Regions from separate parts of the Homo sapiens genome. Here region 2 is linked to region 1. The links are chromatin contacts, found by Hi-C or POLR2A ChIA-PET in ENCODE. All regions are on one chromosome and are shown on one strand. Each heading gives the region's core, a stretch centred on a gene start or an enhancer-like site at or near the end of the contact. The rest is flanking DNA. Distances are from core to core; before and after follow the strand shown. Region 1 overlaps TNFRSF19 (TNF receptor superfamily member 19). Region 2 overlaps TNFRSF19 (TNF receptor superfamily member 19).

Region 1 (3,339 bases), core at 280-2,779:
CACCCAAGCTGTAGCTCTGTCACTCTGCCCAATATTTTTAAGCCACATTTGGTGGTTTTCCAGTAGCAAAATGACTCAAAGTAAACAGTCCCCAAATCCCCTTCTCTCTTTTCTCCTTCTGCAAATCCAGCCTTTAACAAAAACATAAGCGGGTCCTACCTACAGGTTGGAGGAGCAGCTCTTCAGACCACAGGGGAAAACTCACAGACCCTTGTTGTCCAGGAAACACATTCTGGGCCTTGGGTTGAAAGCACTATTTATTTGTACAGCCAGTGCGTTATTAACTGCAGTCCTTTGAACTTTCAAAGTTAAATGTTAAATTTTAAATGTGGATGGAGAAGTTATTTGAAGGGAGAATCTAGGGCATGCAAATGCAAATGACAAATTAGATTTATGTTGCTGGTGCTTAGAAATCAACTTTTAACTTCCTTTAATGAAACAACATTGAAGAGATATTTCCCCTCAACTTTCAGTTTCTAAAAGGCTGTGCTTGAGTTTTTTAGAGAAAACTGACAAGCAAGGGCTCGTTAATATCTTACAACCATCCCTAGGCTAGATCAGCTATAATTAAACATAAATAAAGTGAGCAACACTGTCATTAAATGGCAGAAATGAATCTCATTTTTTATGCTTACAAATTAATTTTTTTAAAACTTTCCTCATAGAGACAAAAACAGTTTTCAAAAATGTAAACATCTTCAGAAATATGAAGCTGGGTATGCCCCGTGCGGAGGAAAGTATGTTGTTGTTTACAAGAGTTAATTTTTTCACATTAACTAAAGTCCTCCCAATAATTGGTTAGAAAAGTTTACTTTGAAAACTGTGCCAGAGACTTGAAGCCTGTTTCAAGTGGTTCATGCAAAAACTAGTTTCCTGATTTACTGCTGCGAGGCGATCGTGTTACAAGCACACTGTTGGCATTAATACGAGTGAGGAGGATGGGCTGGGGCTGGGCGAATTCTAGGCAGTAAGAATTAAAAGTCTAATGTGGTTACTTCAGGAAAACAAAAATCATCCTCTCCCACATATCCCAAAGTTAGGTTTATTTTTGGGAGCTGAAAGGATGCCTGATGGCCGAGTAACCCTCACCATATTTATGGTTCAGAATGCCCAGCAGGTACTACTTATGGGGCGCCCAGAACAAGCTTTTGTATTTTTTGACTCTGAAATAGGAAAAATATTCTGAATTATCTTTCTCATACACTTTCAAAATCGAAATCCTGTAGTGGAGGAGAGATAGGGTAAATATGGCTCAATGGGATAAAATCCTCAGACTCCACATGGCTCAGCGACCTGTCATATATTTTCCTAAAAATGCAGGAAAGATAACTATGTATTAAGCAAAATTTCTAAAAAAGAACTGAATGGGAAGAGATGCTGCTTGGGGCTTACAGGGAAGGAAGCAAAGGAACTAGCGAGAGGCGCCTGCTCAGAACGCCCAGGGCAACAGCATCTGGCATGAGGAGCATGGAGGACCGGAAACAGATGGGTCGGGAACTGGTGGCAAGGTCGAGCGTAGCTCAGAGGAAGAAGGACAGGAAGAAGGCTGACCAGCAAGGCAGCTCCCGCAGTGCATGTGCGTTAGGTCAATATGATTCTGGTATCTCCTTGTTTTACAGGCTGGTCCCATGCCAGAATTACTGGAAGAAAGTTAATCATTCTAGAGCTGTACTGTCCAATACAATAGCCAGACCCCATGTGGCCTCATTTAATTTTCATCAATTAAAATGAAATAAAATTCTGTAAGTGTTCAGTAACCGCAGTGGCTAGTTGCTCGTATACTGGATAGAGCAGATAGAGACCACTTCCACCATCACAGACAGTTCTATCAGAGAGAATTGCACTAGGCTATTTACAAAACGAGCAAGAGATTGCTACTCCCACGTGGCTCCACCACTCCTTCCTCCCGCACTGTTACTTACTAGCAGTGACAATGGACAAATCAGTGAACCACTGTGTCCCAGTTTCCCTGTCCATAAGATGGGGATGGTTATATTCCCTATTTAAAACATATGTTGTAAGGATTCCATTATTTAATATACAAAGATCACATAGTACCTGGCTTACTGTATGAAAAATTAGCTAATATTATCTTAGTTGCATAATATGTATTACAAGAGATAGCTCATATTTATGTTAACAGATGTCGTTTACATGAACATAGCCCAAGATATCCAAGGTAAACAGTTAAAATAAGAATCTTTTAAAAGTGGCCAAGGAAGAGAAGGGTATCATCAATCTAAGTCAGCAACAGTATCGGTGGACCTGGAGCTGCTGTGCAGACTTCTTAATACCTAATAATTGAAAGGAAGTGAAAAGAGGCTGGGACCTACTGACCACACACCACTGGTGGGTCAAGGTGTAGACTGTATCCAGGAATACGATTCCAGAAGCCCCAGCCAGCCCTGACTACACATTTTTATGGTAGAAACCTAACTAACAATGGAAGAGATGCTCAGATACCTTGGGAAAAAATAGAATTGAATGCCTTCCAAAGAAAATAATAATTAGGAGAAATAAAACCGCAGAGGAAAGTTTAACTATACCTGCTTAACCAAAGCACTTCCAGGCTTTAGTTTTAAGGCACAGGTACATGTTTGTAATTGAAAGAACCTCATGACCCAGAGTGCGTTATTTTAGACAGATGGACTGGAGGACAGAAAATGTCAGAAGTTTTAAGATACCTTTAATACAGAGAAGCAAATAACATAACAATGTTACAATAAAAGTTATTTGAAAATGCTAATGGCCTACTAAAAAATGTACTTTTTACCCACAATATAAAAAAATCTTTTGTTGTATATATCAATAGTTTGGTCTAGCTTTTCTTCTTTTTCATAATTAACTTTAAAAAGTTTTATGTTTACTCTGCTTTCAAAATTTCAAATACCATAGGTAACCAAAATTCTAAGCCTCAGTCAAAAAGGGCCCTGAGACTTGTTTAATTACAAATTAAAAGGTATCCCTCCAAACTGTCTATCTATTTATCTATTTATTTATTTCTCACTTTGTCACCCAGACTTGAGTGCGGTGGTGCAATCTCGGCTCACCACAACTCTGCCTCCCAGACTCAAGCGATTCTCCTGCCTCAGCCTCCTGAGTAGCTGGGATTAAAGGCGCCCACCACCACACCTGGCTAATTTTTGTATTTTTAGTACAGATGGGGTTTCACCATGTTGGCCAGGCTAGTCTGGAACTCCTGACCTCAGGCAATCCACCTGCCTCGGCCTCCCAAAGTGCTGGGATTACAGATGTGAGCCACTGTGCCTGGCCCAAACTATACATTTAATATCTCAAGCTTTAAAAAAGATTATTTATAAACGTAGTTGTCTGAAAAAA
Region 2 (3,339 bases), core at 563-3,062, 65 kb before region 1:
TACATATGGAAAATATATACAGGCTACACAAAGGAACACAGCCCTGCCTACTTTCATCATCTCTCTGTCATAACAGAAATGCAAACATCATCTCTCTGTCATAACAGAAATGCAAACAGACCAGATTTCAAACAGTGGCACGTATGTGAATCATGGTGAGGTCACGCGAGGAAACTACTTGCATTTTCATAGCCATTGTGTGGTCAAATCCTAAATATTTTACATGTCCAAAAGGCAATGTTCCTAAGAGTTCTTGACTACCAAAGGATCATTGGTTTATACTTAAAAAAAGAAGTAATACAGGAAAAGTCAATTAATTATGACTAGGCACTAGGTTGACATGACCGCTTGGGGCTACAATGAAACATTCTCATTTCCTATTTCAGGTGAGGGAATTGAGGTCATGAGATGTACCAGACACAGGCAAGCTAGTAAACACATATCAAAACCTAAAACTATGGAGAAACGGCCACAAGAAAGAGGGCTCATTAAATTTTACTAATCTGTCACAAACAGAGAAAACCATGGATAATACATGAGAAGATAAAAACATACTAGGAAAGACAGATACATTTTAATATTCAGTTTAAAAGTTAAAAGACAGTGACTTGGGCAGGGCAATTCCAAACCAAAATATCATAGTACCCTCGAACATACTGATGTTCAGAAGTCTAAAAAATATGCCCTGTTCAAGTAGGTCTTCTCCAGGGCATAAAGATTAAGAGTAAATGAACCATTCCCTGCTTTGTGACTGAACGGGGTTAATTTCTGTCTTAGCTCTAGAGACAATGCTAATGTGTAGATGGTAGGGGATGGAGCACTTTAATAGAAAGAAGCACCGTCCTCTTAAATCCAACACCGGATGGCTAAAGTAGGAGATGATGTGCTAACTAATCTTACACAATTGGAAGGAGCACGACAATGTCCTGGTCAAACTACACTAGGGCAGTTACAGCTGCTTCATCCAAACCCCTACAAATTGTGCATTTTCTTCTAGTCCTAACATGTGGTGTGTTCTCACGGAAGGCTACTTCAGTAGTAGGGGAACCTGATATGTTGTAATTTCTAAAGCCTTTAGTATAAGATACAATGCAAGTAAAAGGTCATTTATGTTTATAAATACCCTTTTTCTATAACCTTCTAAGCTCAGGCAGAGGGACAGATGCAACAAATGTTTCTATAGCAACTAATTTTCATATAAATATGCCAACCTTTGCATACAAGTCTCTACAATATGTGTTAATTCTGGGCAATGGGCTGCCCTTTCTCGACCACATTCCCTAGCCCAGGTGTTCTCCTGAGATCAGCGGGTGTTCATGAGACCGAGGCTGAGGTCAGAAGTGTGGATTCTGGAAAGAGCTATCCTCCTCTGTCTGATTCCTCTGATTCAGTAAACTTCATCTAATAAACCCAAGATTTAGGCAGGCAATATGAGGGCCATTCTAACCACCTATGCGAATCAGTTTAGATGATGAAAAAGTGTCCTTCTCAAATAGAAACACTCACTTTTGAACCCATTCTACATAAAAGCTAAGGTAATTTATCTGATATTTCATAGGCGGTATGAAATTATTTCTGGAAAGAAAAAGTATACTCTGGGTCTTCAGTCTTGTAAAACCACAATCACCATGAAAATAAGCATGAGGGCATTTCTGTTTCTTGTTATATGTCCACAATCTCATAGGCTGCCAGCTCAACCCATCCGTCTTTGAAGTCACTTTTGTGGCAGAGAAGCTTCTCATGTAGGAAAGATGCAGAGTATCATGAGTCGGCCTGGAGTCTTTTCTTGTTATTCATTGAGGTTTCAGCTTACAGCTGGTCTGGCTCAGAAGCAACTGGCTGAAAGGCTTCAAATGCCGTCAGTTTGGTTCAGATTTATTTTTGCCCCAGAAGCCATGCAAGGTCCAGACTGCTCAGTCCATAAGCCTAACAAAGGAGTACTCTTTGGGTTCCAGCACACGCTTCTACTGCAGAAAGAAGCAGGTTCTTTAAGCTTCCTAAAACAGCAACAGAAAGGAAGCTTTAGAAATAATGTCTTACAAGTTAAATCTGCTAAATTTCAATGGTAAAGAATTATTATGCATAACTTTTACTAGTAGTATACATGGATATAATAATAGCATATGGACAAGAAACTCATTCAATAGTATCCAAATATCCAGCTACCCATGTAATCTCAGGATAAAATAAATATTTTCATAACAATTCGTAGTCACCCAATAACTGCAGAGTACTTAAAAGATGATACCGTAACCCATAGCAATCATAATGTATTAACAACAATTCTTTTGTGGGCTTTCAACCTTATTCAAACATTTAAAGCTTCTTTCTTCTATACTGTGTTCCTTTAAAGCATTTGTAGGTAAATATTTTAGGATTCTGTATTTCCTTTCTTTCAAAGAACAAAGATGAATGAATAGTACCATTCTTTATCTGCCAACTTAGTCTTTGAATGTACTTCCATTAAACTATTAGAGAATGTTCAGAAATAGTTGGGAATAAGATTTCTCTTATAACAATCTCCCTAGCATACTCACAGTCCTTATCGGGAGAATATCCTCAGCAAAGTGTAGCCATTAGACGTGTCCTCATCACAAAGGGCACTGACGTCAATGCCGGGAAGGGGACAAGTGAAACCACTGAACATTAATTTCATGTATTAACCCTTCACTAACTTACCACTAATTTGGCATTGGTGACATACCAGGTTAAGTGTATGCAAAAAAATTATTCCTAGGTCTAAGGAGATTATTTAGAAGTAAAATCTTATGAAACACTTCCAATAACAGGAGATAGTTTTATCAAATATGTTGATTAACTGACATGATTATAATAACTACATGAACCCTTCTGTGGGAGGCAAATTATCCTCATTTTGCCAATAAGGAAAAAGTAGACATTTCAATAGATTGAAACACTAGAACCCAGGGTCCTCTCATATGTTTTCTAACCTTCTTTCTGTCTGTTCCTGTTGACATTTTAAATGTTGCATTAAAAACAACTTCAAGATATGCTTTTCCTGTAGGTAAACAGGCTGGCTTTGTTCTCTCAAATATCTCAGCAAAAAATGTTCCAAATATCTCAGTTTTGTTCCCTTCTGGAGAGATGTGTATAGGAAAAACTTGATTAAAATTGAGTCATACAAACTAAAGAAGGCTCTCACACCTATTTGCTTTATCTGGAACCATAACTATCATCAGATTATGGGTCATCTTAAATCACCCACAAGAAAACTAGTGTGTGGAAATGCAGGTTGTGTAAACAAATGCATCATGCGCTGAAATCATGGCCTTACACCACGTAAAGACAGAAGTGCTGTTTGGCCACAGCTGCTCCTTT

Evidence for each region. A loop is a pair of places that touch in the nucleus more often than their neighbours do. ChIA-PET counts read pairs that join two places held with the same protein, here RNA polymerase II (POLR2A).
Region 2: a loop to region 1 is called in a map of PC-3, with 1.9 times the contacts of the local background. The contact joins two enhancer-like sites. A Hi-C loop is called at or near these places in 1 of 168 maps with a recorded cell type or tissue (PC-3). POLR2A ChIA-PET finds 5 or more read pairs at or near these places in 3 of 52 experiments (H1, Panc1 and T-cell).

What each region holds. Positions count from the first base shown.
Region 1 is chr13:23,607,086-23,610,424 of GRCh38, reverse strand. All of the region lies in intron 3 of TNFRSF19 (TNF receptor superfamily member 19), which reads right to left. Among named protein-coding and RNA genes, the nearest start is that of TNFRSF19, 38 kb to the right of the region's middle. Within about 2 kb of position 1,529, at least 19 of the 41 ENCODE cell types and tissues checked have a DNase peak (open chromatin) inside an H3K27ac peak, as active enhancers do.
Region 2 is chr13:23,672,030-23,675,368 of GRCh38, reverse strand. TNFRSF19 (TNF receptor superfamily member 19) reads right to left here. Exons shown (of 10, transcript NM_148957.4): 10 at 1-1,997. The coding sequence ends at 1,989. Among named protein-coding and RNA genes, the nearest start is that of TNFRSF19, 100 kb to the right of the region's middle. Within about 2 kb of position 1,812, at least 7 of the 41 ENCODE cell types and tissues checked have a DNase peak (open chromatin) inside an H3K27ac peak, as active enhancers do.